Regions from separate parts of the Homo sapiens genome. Here region 2 is linked to region 1. The links are chromatin loops, found by intact Hi-C in ENCODE. Cell type or tissue: MCF 10A. All regions are shown on one strand. Each heading gives the region's core, and the rest is flanking DNA. Links, peaks and the distances in the headings are about the cores only.

Region 1 (8,340 bases), core at 269-8,268:
CTGCTCCAGTCCTTCAGGACCAGTCACTTCTTTGGACGGCTCCTTGTGATCTGTGAGAGGCAGACACCCTTTTGAGAGTGCCCTGCTCCAAACCTACTTGGTTGTCCAGCCTGCTCCGGCTGCTCCATGATGCATGGATGACCTGAGTCATGTGTGTGTCCCCATTTCCTGGCCCAATAGGAACACGGGGCTTACACTGAGTTCATCCACAATATAGTGATAATAATCCCTGTAATGCTTTTTCCTTGTGTTGCTTTGAAGTTCAAATCCTAGTCTATGTGAAAGGGCTTTAAAAGTCGGAGGGAGTACGTACCAGGATTAACGGCTGTTAGTTAGAGACAACTGTTTCATAAGCTTAATGGGAAAAATTTTTAACAAAACATGACTAGCTTTATTTTATTCCCAGGAGATTATGCCTCAGTGGATAATTCATTTTCTAATCTTGTGCCTGATGATAAATTAGCTTTGTAAGAAGAAGTCATTAAAAAATTTTTTCTTTGTTGTTCAACTCTTTTAAAATAAAATCTTACATGGAACCCAAATATATGAAATGAATTAAAAATTCACATTGCGGCTGAAGCAGGAGTGAGGCTTTCTCACAGCAGTCATCAGCAGTACAAAACGACCGCCCTGCTGTTAAGTCTAGAGAGTCTCAGGCAGGTTTATTACGTTCTTTTCAACCAGAAACTTGAATAACTGTTTACCATTCCAACAACCTATCTCACACTTCAAAGTACGTTCTTCAGAGTTAAGGAGAGCTGCTTTATAAACAGTATGGTCAAATATAGCCACATATGTAACAAACACTCCCGCAGTGTCATCGAGCCCATCTGTGAACAGTCTGCTCAGCTGGCACTAAGTACCGTGATGCTGGCCTGGCTCTGTACCTCAGGTCACCTACCCTCCAGGACTCCCTGCCTACCAGAACCTGGGTGTCACTGATCTTGCGAAGAAACTTCTGAGCTTGTTCTATGACATGTATAATTTAATTTACTGAAGTTTTAAAAGACTGAGAGACATCTGTGAATTTCAAATGCAAAAATAAAATTTAAAGTATACAGATAAATTGTGCTATGCAAGGTTTTATTTACAACTTAGATGACTCTATGATTGCTCAGAATCTGACACAGACTAATAAGTTTCATTGTCTGAAAATACTCATAAAATACCTCATCTCCAAAATAATTCAAATACATAATTAAATGAACGTTTTTAAAATGAGAGTTTTCAGAAAGGAAAATTAAACACATTTTAGTAAATATATGTTTTATTTGTCAAGAGTAAATGTCAGTTTTATTTAGAATATTCAAGTACAAAAAATGAAAATGTATATATCTATGACTGTTAAGAAATGTTAGAAATCATTAAAATGTTCTGAGAATACCAGTAAGGCACTGAATGCAAATACCACCTGAAATATGAATTATGTGCATTTTTATATCTTTAATATTCAGATGTTCATAGTTATTTTCTTAAAAAGTATTTTTAATAAAATGATTCAACCTTATTATTTTTACCCTGGAAGACAGAGTTTAAACAAGTATGTAATGAAAAGTTTTCCTAATGAAAGCTGTGATACACTCATGCTCAAAGGTACTTTATCCTTAGGAAAAAATAGCTTATATATCTGGATGTTTTAACTTTTAAAGATATTTTGTTTCACCACAGTAATACGTCAGCCATAATAAGGCATAATAAAGCATGAAGTCATCATATTAAATAATCTGACACAAAAGCTTAAGATCATATCACCAATTGGGTAATTGTATAAAAAATTTTTAAGTTCTATAAAACTATTAAGAGGTTAGAGTTTTAGCTCCATAATACATCCCAAAACATATTCCCCAAAATTTTTAGCATATATAAAAAAGGTTCATCTTGGAATATAAATGTAATCAGATAGCCACGATATTAATGGGTTCTGTATTTTCAGTGGCACTGACTTCGCTCTTTGGTATAATGCACTGCAGTGACAATAGCTTGGTAGCAAGAGAAAAGATTTAGATTCATCACAGAACAGCAACTTAAACATTTCTAACAACAGTGAATATATATGAATATATAGGTACAAGCTGAGTATCCCTTATCCAAAATGCTAGGGACCAGAAGTGTTTTGGATTTCAGGTTTGGAATATCTGCATATACACAACGGGACCCGACTCTAATTACATAATTCATGTTTCACATCCACCTTATACATATAGCCTGAAAGTAATTTATACAAAAATTTTGTGCAAGAAACAAAATCTGTTTAAACTGAACCATCAGAAAGCAAAGGTGTCGGGTGGGGAATTTTCCACTTGTGGGGTCAAGTCAGTGCTCAAAAAGATTCAGATTTTGAAGCTTCTGGATTTCAGATTTTTGAATTAGAGATGCTCAACTTGTAGTATCATTCACTCTGGCTTATGTATTGACCTTGTACTTGAAAGTACTTTTCCATAAATATCAGTAACTGTGGCTGTTCACCAAATATAGAAGTGATAAAACAAATAACAGCAAAATCAAAGCACACTTCTAGTTTTTTTTTAATAAAGTTTGCTTGTGATGATGACCTTCTGTGCTCTGGAACTTCTGTTTTACAAAAAATTGGAGCTGGAAAGAAAAAGAACCTTTTGATTGGTACAATTTAAAAAAAATTCAAGTAAAAATTAGCAAACATGCATCTAGTATATTATAGGATATCTGGCCATGGGACTTTGAAAAAGAAAAGAAAAAACCAAAAACACCAAACCATATTTTCTTGAAGATAAATTCTTCTAGAGAGCTCTCAAAAAATATGGGCTTGGTCCTGATTTTGCAAACAACAGCAGGGTTCTCAAGTGGAGCAGGGTGATAATTTTTACAAGGTAAATGTAAATTATCTTTCATATAGGGGAAAAAATGGGAAATCTAATTTTAGTAACACTGGGTTAAGATGAAAGGAAAAAAGGTATTAATAAAAGATCCATTAGCTTTAAAATCCAAAGCATGTTGAAAAGCAGTAATAAATTTATAGTTTATCTTTCTAAATTCAATGCTTGAATAAAATACAGCTTTTATACTATTTATTCTTTCAAAAATAATTGCATGCCTACTATGTACCAGACAACTGCTCTAGGCTCTGGGGATGGCTATATCAATGAACAAGATAAAGATCCATGCCCTTGGAGAGCTTGCATTGAAAGATCATACATGAGAATTCCTTCCTCTTTTCCAAAAAAACAAACAAACAAACAAAAATACCTGTAAAATATATAAGCCAATAAAATCTGCCAAAGTCCTGTGGTTTACTTCTCCATATTTAAAAATTGAAAGCCACCAATGGGCCAAGGTTATGTTTTCCTATTTTAAAGTTGAGTTGCAATATTCTGAAAATGGGTCTGAAATAGATGCAGTGAGAGCATTAAACCAGATGTGTTGCTCTGTGGGGAACATGGGAGCATGCAACGCTGCTAGCACAGAGGTAGCTAGAGTAAACTGAGGCAGAGTCCCCCAAATGAGCATTCTGAATAGAACAAGGCATGATGAATTTCCTCAAGAGCCAAATAGTTAAACCGACAGGGATACTTAAGTGGGAGAAATAAAACAAGGGACACAAAGTACAGAAGGAAATTATCAAAAAGGAAAAATAAACTTATTTTCTAAAACTTGGGTAACTGATTTTAACACATACCCCAAACCTACACGCCTTGCGATTATCATCCACATGCTACTCATGGCTGCCCCCTTGCACTGTGGCCCTCTCTACCTTTCTCTGCGTCTTTACGTCCACCATTGGTTTCACAAGCTCTGACATCAATGCACAGGAGTTCGAATCGACAGCCTGGTTCCCTTATTAAAATAAAAATTCTCACAAAATCAGTATCAGTAGAATTTGTTCTAAAAAACTGAACCTAAGAATTAATTCAATAAAATACTATCTTATGTCTATAATTCCCCAACAAAGGGCACAGCTTTATTTAGACATGAAATTCAAAATAACTCATGGTAGGTCAGCAGCCATTAGCTGTGTACTAGGGCCACGGCTGGGCTATTCAATAAGAGCAGCCATTTTCCCCCAGCTAACTGATCCTTTTCACACTGTGATGTATTTTTATTTTGTTCATTCATTCATTTTGGCAAATACTGAACACATAACATGTGCCAGGTGCTGTTCTGGATGCTGGGGAAACAGCAGTGAACAAGAGGGACAAGGTCTCTCCTCTCCAGGAGCTGACATTTAGTTGGAGAAGGAAGACAAAGCATAAGGAAGCAGAAGTAAGAAGCGCTAGGAAGATCCGACAGGGCAATGTGACAAGTGTGGGCAGGGCTGCCAGGGAGGGTGGCTGGGCCTCTTACTTCTTACGGTCCTTGTCCTTCCTCAGGTTGCTGCCTGTTGCCAGAAAGGACTGGCTGTGAAATATCTCGGAGGTAGCTTTCTTTTTAGAGAAAGCAATTATTTCTTCTTCCAAAAGTCTTCTCTTTTCTTCAAGCTTCATTCTCTCTTCTTGGTGAAGTCTCTTAAGGTGCTCAAATTTGGCCTGTAGCTGGAAACAAAAGTGCAATCCCCACTACTGACACAGCGCGGCAGCAGAGGCACGCTCTCCAGCTCAGCAACACAAAGGCGGACCCCATAGCGCAACACAGAATAACCTACACAGTCAAAATCTTTCTGAAGTCTCAGAAGTTCATAGTTCAAGGAAAAGTTTACATATGGAATTCCCTTGGTAACTTTAATTTAAATGAGTTCCCATGCAAAAATCATAGCTTTATGTACAAAACTATTTTTAAAACATTGTGAACTTTTCCTAGAGTTTTTATTTTCTCGGTGTGTATTTTCCCTACAAAACTTCTTAAAGTCTCTCAAGTCCATGCTCAATAAAAATAAGAGATGCAAAGTATAGAAAGAAATTACCAGAAAGGAAAAAAACAACAACACTATTTTCCAAATAAAATATATGCAGTAAACAGTTATTGAAAACTGTACTAGTAAACATCACTGGAAAGCAAGTGTCAATTGTCAACTATGTCAAGAATGTTAAAACTGTATTCTATTTTTCCATAGTCTTTCAATGTCCTGAGATCTAGGCTTAAAAAAATCCTAAATTCAGAGAAAGCTTTACATATAAAAATACTCATCATAGTAGAATTTACACTATAATAGGAAAAACATTGCCTACATAGCCAATAAAGATAAAGAATAAATTAATGCTAAATACATTTGATGCAGCTGTAGGAGAGCAGAATGTGCAGGACTGTTGAGCTGAGGGCAACTAAGAAGCAGCAGATACAGGAAAGCTCTCTGACCTCCCTTTAGGCGCCTAAAGGCAGGATACAGATGTACAAAGAAAAAAGGTATCCAGCCCCCTTCCCCAACCAGGGAGAACAAAGGTTAACCACCAAAGACAACTTCAGACCCTTTTGGGCCTGGAGACTGGTACCAGACAGCTCTACATTAACTAGCTTTACTGACTAGCCTTCATCTGCCAGCTATGTGCCTTCCTCCAAGTTGCTGCCTCTAGAGACTCCAAGTCCTTTTCCTTTGTCTTGTCATTTCTGTAAAAATTAACTGTTCTTTGTTGAAGATGCTATAGAAGGTAGAATGCAGTCGCCTCTTTGAGAACTACTCATTGACTGTATCACCCCTGTATATGTGAAATATACATGCTAATAAACTTGTTTTTTTTTTTTTTTTTTGGTTAATCTGAAAATAAGGGGTCATTCCAATAAGAACCTATAGGGGTTATTCTTCCCGTATACAACTGTTAAATGAGTTTCAAGAGATTTCTCTTAAGTGAAAAAAGCAGAAGAAAAAATTATTTAAAGAATACAATTCAGCAGTTTTTCACCTCCTTGGGGCTGAAAATCATCTTGATAAACCATATAAAGGGAGCAATGTCACCTTAGATGTCAATTTTGGGGCAGGCCTTTTAATTTATTTTGTTCCACAATTTAAGGAATGCCCTATATGGATCATAGAAGGCATATTTCTCAAAGCTATGAAGGGCATAAAACTCTGGAAACTTACAAATAAAAAGGAAGCTTTAAAACAACTGGGATATACCAAAAGAAAACATCTATCTAACGTTTTTACCATGATGGCTGGCACTGAGTAAGCACTCGATAAATATTAGCCATTGTTAATAACAAAAAATAGGAAACTCAGCTTGCTCCAGCTGCCACCCTGGGTAGTTCTTTCTGTGTCCTGTGCTCTGTTACAGGTGCAAAAGAGAAACCCTTAGCACACATGTGCTGGGGTAACTGTGGGAGCAACGTCTCCCTGAGGATTACTTAGGAGCTATGTCTTTTTCATTTTTATACCCCCAGCACAGCACACAATACTGCTCATAAAAGAATTCTAAAAGATGTAGAAGAACTAGTAATGAGAGGAAATACAGATGAAAGTTATGTGAAGTTCTGCATGCAGTTCAGAGAGACAAGGTCCAAGGAGAATGTAGGTGGACCTGGTTTAATTGTGGCTTACCTCAAAAAAAAAAAAAACTAGGGTCTTAAGCCAGCTCCATAGGAATCAGCTGTGTGCTGTGCCCTCTAACAACACAACCACAGTGTCTAGAATCTACATTTTAAAAGATAACCTTATTTTTGGTCCTCTGATCTGGTTAGGTAAATCTGACATTAACATTTTAGTTCTGGGTAGAAACCTGGCATTCATGCAAACAAAGCAGGACTTGGTGTCTAGAAAAAGACGACATAGCTGGGCGTGATGGCTCATTGAGGTTTACAGGCTCATTGGCTCACGGAGGTTTACACGCATGAGCCACAGCGCCTGGCTATGTTATCTTTTTCTAAGACACCAAGTTGTCTAGAAAGGGGGAGACGTTTGGGAGGCCGAGGTGGGTGGATTGCCTGAGCTCAGGAGTTCAAGACCAGCCTGGGCAACACGGGGAAACCCCGTCTCTACTAAAATACAAAAAATTAACCAGGTGTGGCAGTGTGCGCCTGTAGTCCCAGCTACTCGGGAGGCTGAGACAGGAGAATTGCCTGAAGCCGGGAGGCCGAGGTTGCAGTGAGCCGAGATAGCGCCATTGCACTCCAGCTTGGGCCACAGAGTTAGGCTCCATCTCAAAAAAAAAAAAAAAAAAAAAAAAAAAGACATAATATTTGAGGAAATATTTCACTGAAAATCAGAGACTGAGAGAAGAAACCAGAGAGCTAAACTCTGGTCTAATAAAACTGTTATGTTCCAAATATGGAATAGGTTGTCCTGTGAGCCAGTGACCACCTGATAGGAGAAGTATTCCAAGGGAAACAAGGTTAAAACAGATAATCGATTAAGGCCCTCCTAACATAAGATGCTTTTATTCCAGAGGATGCCTTTTCAGAGAAGCATCAGTTCCTTAGTATTTGCTTATTTAAATGGTTCCTGCTTTTAAAAAAGTTACATGTTAGGTATGTGTGTGTGTTTAAAGGGCACACTCCCCAGATGTCATTCAAATCGGTGGCACAAACAAAGAGTGGCAGTTCTCTGCACACGTGTGCATCGGTGATGTGGGAGAGGAGCAGGAGTGGGACAAAGTCTGGAAAGGAAGCAGCAAGGGCAGGTTTCTATCACATGACTAGAGATAGCTCTCTGGTTACTCAAATGGAGGTTGCATACCTCACATGAATATTAAAATATCTTGAAAGGTCACACAGCACTTTATACATCATTCATGAGGTTGACTAAAAAATTCCAGGAAAACTACAAAGAGGGAAACATTAAACAAGGGGGCAGGGAAGTGTGAATGTGACTGTTATTCACACTGGGTGGCATTTCCAGCTCTGGCTATCAACAACTATTCCATACACATGAAGCATGCATTCATGGTTCCATTATTCACTACGACAGGCAGTTAATTCAAATACATTTTCAAATTCTCAAAAAATTAAAAACAAGGGATCTTTTGTGCTATCAATAGTCACCAATTCTCTTAAGAATATTAAGTCATCAGTATGGTACGATAGTCCCCCCTTTTCCACGGGGGATACATTCCAAGACTCCAGGAGGATGCCTGAAACCACAGGTAGTACCATACCCTATGTTTTTTCCTATATATAGACACCTATAGTAAAGTTAAGGCACAGTGTTGAGACTAACAATAATAATTAATAATAAAATAGAACAATTATAACAATGTATGTAATAAAAGTTGTGTGAATGTGGTCTCTTTCTCTCTCAAAATATCTTATTGTAGTATTTTCAGACCGTAGTTGACCATGGGTAACTGAAACCTCAGAAAGCCATACTGAGTGTAAAGGGGGACTACTGTACAATGCTGTATCTTTTGTAAACACTACTTTTAAGGACACGACACATTCTCGTACTCAAAGATCCTTTTAAAAGTATCTTTTTTCTTTGGGAGGCCGAGGCAGGCGGATAAC
Region 2 (8,340 bases), core at 325-8,324, 120 kb after region 1:
CTGATGGTCCAGGCAGCCAGGCCCCGGCCAGGTATGAGGGTTGGACACCAGCTATGGCTCAGTCTCAGGCACAAGCAAATGCCCAGATAGCAAAGTTGGGGCACAAGATAGGGGCCCATGCTGAGCAGCAGGTGCTGAGCTGTTGTCTCAGGCTGGGGTCAGTCCCAGTGAGGCAGGAGAATAAGGCCTGGAGGCAAAGAACTAAGGCCAATTTGTGCTTATTTCCTAGAAATGAATCAAAAGGAAAACCCCACTTCTCCACACCCAATTAGGGAAAGGATCAGAAGCTACTCCCTTTGTACTGTGTCACAAATGAAAAATGGAACGTTCCTCTGATTTTTCCCTTCCTGCAACCAATCAGACTAGTTGGGCCAAGTCTTCATGTATAACTTTGTACTTCACTTCAGCCTCTGATTGGTCACCTCCTGCAACCAATCAGGCTGATTGTAGGCCAAGTCTTCATTTACATAGGGTGTAACCAAGTAACCAATGGGACATGTCTAGAGGGTGTTTACACCCCAGAAAACTCTGTAACCAGTTCTCTTGAGCCACTTGCTGCATCCTGATCCCACTCTGTGGAGTGTACTTTCCTTTCAATAAATCTCTGCTTTTATTGCTTCATTCTTTCATTGCATTGTGTGTTTTGTCCAATTTGCTCAAAACACCAAGAACCTGGATGACTCATAGTCAAGACCCTCCACCAGTAACACCAGAAAAACAAAGGGAGGAAAAGCTGAGCCTACAGGGAGGCATCAAGTAGTCCCCATGCCAGGAGGCAGATGGGGGACTGCTGGATGAGTAGCCAGTTGGCCTGGTGTGGCCCAGGGAGGGGCTGACGGCTGCCAGGAGCCTGAGCCGCAGAGTGCTGGTTCTGCCACCACATGACCTTAGCCAAATCTCTTGGAACCTCATTTTAATTTTCTGAAAAACAGTGATAATAACTTCAACTCCTCCTAACAGTCTGGGTTAAGGTGTCAGTTTCCTTCCCCAGCTCCTGGTGATCCATCTGGCCCTTGGGTGTAGAGAAGGTGCTAGCTGAGTGTCTGTCTTAAGCACTCTTCTCTCATTTTGTGCTTTCTCCTGAATTATCTCTACTCCTATAGCTACAGCTCTAGCTTGACCTCTGTTTCAGACCTCAATGTACTAATTAGGCATCCTTAGGTTAGTTAGGGTTGGCTTATCTGCTAAAACAGATATATGATAAAATAGATAATGGCCTGAACACAAAGGCAATGTATTTCCTGCTCAGCTAAAAAGCCCAAGGCTATGGGCAGAGGGACTCTCTTCCATGCAGTCACTTAGGGACCCAGGTTTATGGAAGCTCTGCCACCTTCAACATGAAGCTTCCTGTTTGCCCTGTCAATGCAGACTAACGGAAGGTGAAGGGGCATGAGGGAGCATTAGTAGAAGGGCTTTTTTTTTTTTTTTTCTGAGACGGAGTTTCACCCTGTTGCTCAGGCTGGAGTGCAATGGCACGATCTCAGCTCACTGCAACCTCCACCTCCTGGGTTCAAGCGATTCTCCTGCCTCAGCCTCCCGAGTAGCTGGGATTACAGGCGCTTGCCACCATGCCTGGCTAATTTTTTGGATCTTTAGTAGAGACAGGGTTTCACCATGTTGGCCAGGCTGCTCTCGAACTCCTGACCTCGTGATCTGCTTGCCTTGGCCTCCCAAAGTGCTGGGATTATAGGCATGAGTCACCGTGCCTGGCCAAGTAGAAGGTTCTATGGGCCAGGAATGGGAGTGTCACAAACTTTTGCTTATATTCCACTGTGGAGATCAGTCATATGGTCATACCTACCTGCAAGGAATACTGGAAAAGGTAGATAAGGGTGAGCCTAGAAAGTGCAAGACATGGGGCACAGTGAGTAGCTGGAAGTCTGCTGCATTTATCCTTGACTTTCAGCTGTCTTCAGGATATATCCCTTGGATGCCCTACAGGTAAACCTGTTCAAAGTCTAACTCATTAATGTCCCCAGTAAAGCCTGCTCCTCCTACTCTATTTCTTCCTCTGGTAATAGTATTATCACCCACCCAGATGCCCAGCTACAAACCTTTGAGTAAGCTTGACTTCTCCCTCTTCCCTAGATCCATCTTCCAGTAAGTTTTTGGTGGTGGCCATAAAGATGCACATTTCATGCCTCCTGCTGCAGGGATCATAATTGGTTGAAGGCCCCAGCTACTGCCCTTCAGGGTCCGTCTCTGTATCTGCTTGCAGACCACCCTTTCCAGACCATGACTGAGCACAAACACCCATTTCTGCCACATGCAGGAGTCTTTCCGAGGGAGACTTTGGCTCAAGGACTCCCCATCGCCTGGCAGAACTTTCTTAGGTCTGTATTGAGTCTGAGACTTTCCTTTGTCCTCCTTCCTTTTCTCTCCTTCACCAAGGTCAGACCTGCATTGCAGTCTGAAAGATCTTCCCACCTTCTCTGGTTCACCCTGTATATTTCTTTCTTTCTTTTTTTAAAAAACAGAGTTTCACTCTTGTCACCCAGGCTGGAGTGCAGTGGCGCGATCTTGGCTCACTACAACCTCTGCCTCCCAGGTTCAAAGGATTCTCCTGCCTCAGCCTCCCAAGTAGCTGGGACTACAGGCACCCGCCACCATGCCTGGCTAATTTTTGTATTTTTAGGAATTTTTGTATTTTATAATTTTGTATATTTAGTAGTAGATTTTGTATTTTGTATTTTTAGCCACCATGCCTGGCTAAATTTTATATTTTTGTGTTTTTAGCCACCATGCCTGGCTAATTCTTGTATTTTTAGGGTTTCATCATGTTGGCTATGCTGGTCTTGAACTCCTGACCTCAGGTGATCTGCCTACCTCAGCTGCCCAAAGTGCTGGGATTATAGGCATTAGCCACCATGCCCGGCCTCACCCTCTATATTTCATAGGTGTTTCCCTCAGTGAATCTCTTGCAAATAAACCTAACTCCTCATTGGTATCTGCTTCTCAGAGGATGTGAACTAAAGCAGTTTTCAAAGTTGTCCTCTTTTCTATTCCCACCGCCTTCTCCCTTGTGCGATTGCCATGGCTTCCTAATGATCCCCTGGCCTCCAATGTGGTTCTTCTCAAGCAGAGCATCTGTACTGCCACAGTGCTCCACTTCCAAAGTAGATATTAACACTCAGCTGATCAAAAGACTTCCATTGCTTCCACCTGCCATCTATGGACCACACCTGAGTTGCTTGGAACATCATTCAATTTAACCTTCACAATCTCTCCTTGGCCTTGACTCCACCTAGTGTCCTTCCCTCTCCCACACTTGGACAACTAGCTTTCCCTGAAGGTACTTTGTGCTACTCCCTCTACCTGAAATGCTCCCATTGATTTCTCATTCTATCAAAATCCTATTCATATTCATTCATTAGAGCTCAGCTTAAAACCTCCTTCATCCTCAAAGACCTTTTTCCTCCCTCTTGTGGGCTCTCACAGCACTTTGCACATACTCTGTACCTTGTATATCTCTATTTAAGAGCATGTCTATCTCCTCCATTAGCTGGGGATATTTGAAGGCAAGGAAGGTGTTTCATTCATTTGTGCATTCATTTCAGCAATCCACTGTGGAGTACCTACTGTGCCCTGCTTCTTGTCCTGGGTGCTGGAAGTAGATCAATAAAACAGATAAAAATTCCTACTCCTGTTGGCTTCTTTCTAGTGTATACCCAATGTTGAGTTGTGCTCTTGCATAGAGCAAGTGTCTCACAGTTTGCTAAATAACTGAAAAGGAGATCATCATTTTAAATTCCCTTACTGATCATATACAGAGCTCATGGCAATGCTGAAACTCACAACTATATTAGGAAGATAAAATGGAATTATAGCTGGAATGTCTGCAGAAATTGCAGAAGAACCATATAAACAGAAGTGAATTTAGTCTAAATTAAGGCCAGGAACACTTGAGGCAAAAGGTGGGAAGGTTGATAGAACACCTAAATTAAAGGGAACAGCCTCTGTGTTTGAGGCTAACAAGAATCCACACGCCAGCAAAGAGAACAGACGTGTCTAGGAGTCATTTCCCGAAATAACCCCTCCTCCAGTTGGCTTTGAGTGAAAAGCTCTAATGAGACCAGTGCCTCCCAAATGTCGCTGGACAGTAGCCAACTACAGCACAGTCATGGCTTCAGACACATGGACTCAGGGCTGGAGGCACAGGGTGAAATCTCTGCAGAGACAGCCCTTCATTCTCTTCTTCTGGGATACTTCCAAAGCCAGTGGATCACTCCTATGTAAAGCAGACTGCTCTATTCTGTTGCTCAGCAGCCCTAATTACATTTACTCCTCTTCTACTACCTCTTGGTTTTCACCCATCCTTCCCATTGAAAAAGGTCTTTTTACTTTGCAGCAAAATGCCATCACTCGATTTCCGTAAAGATGCATACGTTATAGAAATTCAAACAACAATATGAATTTAAACTCACCTTAAATGTTACCAGCCAGAAATAACCTTTATGAATATTTAGCAAAGATTCTTATAAAAATCTCTTGGCCAGGCACAGTGACTCACACCTGTAATCCCAGCATTTTGGGAGGCCGAGGCGGGCGGATCATGAGGTCAGGAGTGCGAGACCAGCCTGGCCAACATAGTGAAACCCCATCTCTACTAAAAATAAAAAAATTAGTCTGGCATTGTGGCCGGCACCTGTAATCCCAGCTATTCAGGAGGCTGAGGTGGGAGAATCACTTGAATGTGGGAGGAGGAGGTTGCAGGGAACACAGACCACACCATTGCACTCCACCCTGGGTGAAAGAATTTTAATTATTATTAAAATAAGTAAATAAATAAATAAAAATAAAAATATCTCAATGTGGGCCGGGCACGGTGGCTCACACCTGTAATCCCAGCACTTTGGAAGGCCAAGGCAGGTGGACCACCTTAGGTCAGGAGTTCAAGACCAGCCTGGCTAACATGGTGAAACCCTACCTCTACTAAAAACACAAAAATTAGCTGGGTGTGGTGGCAGACAACTGTAATCTCAGCTACTTGGGAGGCTGAGGCAGGAGAACTGCTTGAACCTGGGAGGTAGAGGTTTTAGTAAGCCAAGATCACGCTATTCCACTCCAGACTGGGCAACAAGAGCAAAATTCTGTCTAAAAAAAAAAACCAAAACCAAAATCAAAAACAAAATGACAACAACAAAAAAACTCAATGCATACCTACACATAGAAAAAAATAATTATACCAAAATGAGATATCACAATTCTACTTTTAAATTTTAATTTTAACCTTATTATCAAAAAACCTTTATGGAAGTACAGCATACATACATACTACCAGCTTGGGAACAAATTGAAATTGCAAATGCAATAATTATCAGAAAATGTCTTTCTTTGCTTGTGCGTGATGTGGTGGCAGCAGGTGCGGCTTTGAGATGCAGAATGATGCTGGTGAGTTCGTGGACCTGTACGTGCCGTGGAAATGGTCCGATAGCAACTGCATCATTGATGCCAAGGACCACGAATCCATCCAGAAGAATGGGACCAAGGTTGATAATGTCGCAAGCAGGTTTTTTTTTTTTTTTTTTGAAACAGTTTCGCTCTCGTTGCCCAGGCTGGAGGGGAATGGTGGGATCTTGGCTCACCACAACCTCCACCTCTGGGTTCAAGTGATTCTCCTGCCTCAACCTCCCAAGTAGCTGGGATTACAGGCACATGCCATGACGCCCAGCTAATTTTGTATTTTTAGTAGAGACAGGGTTTCTCCATGTTGGTCAGGCTTGTCTCGAACTCCTGACCTCAGGTGATCTGCCCGCCTCAGCTTTCCAAAGTGCTGGGATAGCAGGCATGAGCCACCGCAACTGGCCTGATCGCAGGCAGGTTTAACAGCCAGTTTAAAATGTATGCTACCTGCGGGGCCATTCGCAGGATGGGTGAGTCACATGACTCCATTTTCCAATTGGCCAATGCCAACAGATTGTATTAAAGAACTTTTGACTGGAGAGAATCATGGATGTCAAATATTTGTCATAAATAAATAGTAAGAACCTAAGAAAGGCCGGGTGCAGTGGCTCATGCCTGCTATCCCAGCACTTTGGAAGGCCGAGGAAGGCAGATCACCTGAAGTCAGGAGTTCAAGACCAGCCTGGCCAACATGGAGAAACCCTGTCTCTACTAAAAATACAAAATTAGCTGGGTGTGGTGGTGGGTGCCTGTAATCCCAGCTACTCAGGAGGCTGAGGCAGGAGAATTGCTTGAACCTGGGAAGCGGAGGTTGCAGTGAGCCAAGATCATGCCATTGCACTCCAGCCTGGCAAAAGAGACAGATTCTGTCACAAAACAAAACAAAACAAAAAACTAAAAAAAAAAAAAAAATTACTGCAAAATAAATACATCTATTTCTGCTAGAAACAGAAGTCTCACAGGCATTGCTTTTTCTATAAAATAGTTAATGAAATTTTGGAGCACCTTACATGAATTTGTATTAAAACATACTTAGGATGTGGTGCCCATTGTCCAGCGTGTGGTGCCACTTTTTTTGTGAGAAGGAGATTTCTCTGAATTCTTTAATTCTGAAGCAATATGTGTTCCTAAACAGATAATATGGAATATTATTGTGAATTATGTCCTTAATGATAAATTTAAGGGCATAGGAGAAATATTATCTGTATAGTTGACGTTGGTAAAAAGACTAGAGCACAACTTTCAACTTACTAACAACGTTTCTGAGGCAGTTAAGAATTTTGATTATCTTAATTCATGAAACATAAAACTTAAATTAACCTGAAAATTCAATGTACAGTGTTTGCCCTTGTCTGTTGTTCAAATCTCACTTTTTAAAGCCAGGCTCCTATCAGAAACAGAATAAAGTTAAAGCTCTTAATTAGAACCAGAGATGAAGACATGTTGGCTGCTAATTGGAGGAAAAACTATGTCCTTAAATCCAGAGAGGTTGACAGTCAAGATGAAAAGCTAGATTATTATACTCATTAGGCTGAAAAAAATAATCACCTCAGTGGCCCAAAGACAAGGTCTGAATTTAACATGAGAGGAAACTGGATCTATGCATCTGCTGTGTTGAGACCTCATAGTTTTATACCATAGAAATGGGCACGGTTGGTTTTCTGGAAGAGTTGCAAGTATAAGCTATTTGTATTTGTTCCTCTGCCTAGAATTGTGGGTGTCCACTGAGGCAGTCCATATTTGATGGATGACTGAGTCCTGATTTCTGAGAGTCAGCTGACTCTAGTGTTACTGATCTTATGGAAAAGTCAATCCAGTGAGAAGGTTTTGTGGGTTTCAAATACACATAGATCATAATCTAAATATATCCCAGTTTTTGTTTTATTTTACTTTTCAGCCAATCCTGAGGCATAAGAAACATTTTAATTCACTGCACATTCCAAAAGCCTTGCAGAAAGCCTTGCCATTTAAGAACAAGCCCAAGACCCAAGCAAACGCAGGCAAGGTGCTGAAGGACAGGCAGAGACCAACCATCATAAGCAAGCCTCATGAAAGGAAGGTCCTGTGGCCAATTGACTGCCATTTAGAGAGGAAAATAACACTCTTGGCAGCACACTTTGCATTTCTACTGTAACTCAGTTTTGATCAGGAGGGGATGAGACCAGAGTTATTCACGGCACTAGAACTATAGGTTAGAGGCAGGGCTGGAGTCTATTTCCAGTCCTTTGCTTGGCCGTGTTCTGCCCTGTGCATTTTAATGTGGAGTCATAGGCATGGCTGGGGAGCCCTTCCTCCTGGTTAGTGGCACACAGAGCCCATAGAATGATGAACAGAGGTGGTTTTGCGGTAAAGGTAAATGTGCTCACACCTGTATCTCCATGCCAACAATGATTTCCTAGCTCGGGATGCATTTTCAAGGCGTTAACATTCATTTGGATCCTGGATTGCCTCTATCTTGGATTCCATCAGCTGACATGCCTGGATGGGAGTGTGCGGTGTCTGTGAGAGTATTCTGATGCTCGCCAGGTTTTGTCCCTGTCAGATCCTTGCACTGCTGGATGCTCTGAGTACAGTGTGCAGTCAGAGGGTGCAGAAGGCCAAGAAGCAGCAGCACCTGCAGAATAAAGAGCATTTTAAAGCACTCCTCAAGCAGAAGGAGAAGCTGAAGCAGCAAGAGGACCTCAGAAGAAGCTCTTCTGAATTCAGGGTCAGAGGGAAAGAAGAAGCCAGAAATCCAGTCTGAAGAGGGCTGAGGAGCAATTGCAGTGAGCCTTTGGAATGGGAAGGCTGGCCATAGATCTGCAGAAATGGATGATTTCAAACACCACGGTGCTTGTGAATAACAAGTCAGGGGGCGAGAGCCCAAGAGATGTTCCTGTTGAACACATCATACAGACTGTGCCTTTGAGAGGAGAAATGAAGCCTGCAATTGCAGGA

What was found. Hi-C counts contacts between places; a loop is a spot of excess contacts. Peaks named below come from ENCODE experiments on the same cell type or tissue, not always from the same donor. Only the 100,000 strongest peaks of a DNase experiment are listed, where the experiment ranks them.
Region 2: it touches region 1 in a loop (4-fold over the local background); 10 of 110 quality-filtered maps call a loop at or near these places.

What each region holds. Positions count from the first base shown.
Region 1 is chr2:109,541,733-109,550,072 of GRCh38, forward strand. SEPTIN10 (septin 10) reads right to left here. Exons shown (of 11, transcript NM_144710.5): 10 at 4,318-4,505; 11 at 1,067-2,592. The coding sequence ends at 2,577. It also overlaps a transcript of RANBP2 not described here. Among named protein-coding and RNA genes, the nearest start is that of SEPTIN10, 68 kb to the right of the region's middle. In MCF 10A, for the core only: a CTCF peak has its summit at 4,534; a DNase peak (open chromatin) is centred at 4,559.
Region 2 is chr2:109,659,834-109,668,173 of GRCh38, forward strand. It overlaps a transcript of RANBP2 not described here and the pseudogene BMS1P19. Among named protein-coding and RNA genes, the nearest start is that of SOWAHC, 50 kb to the left of the region's middle. In MCF 10A, for the core only: no CTCF peak of the experiment used is centred there; a DNase peak (open chromatin) is centred at 4,068.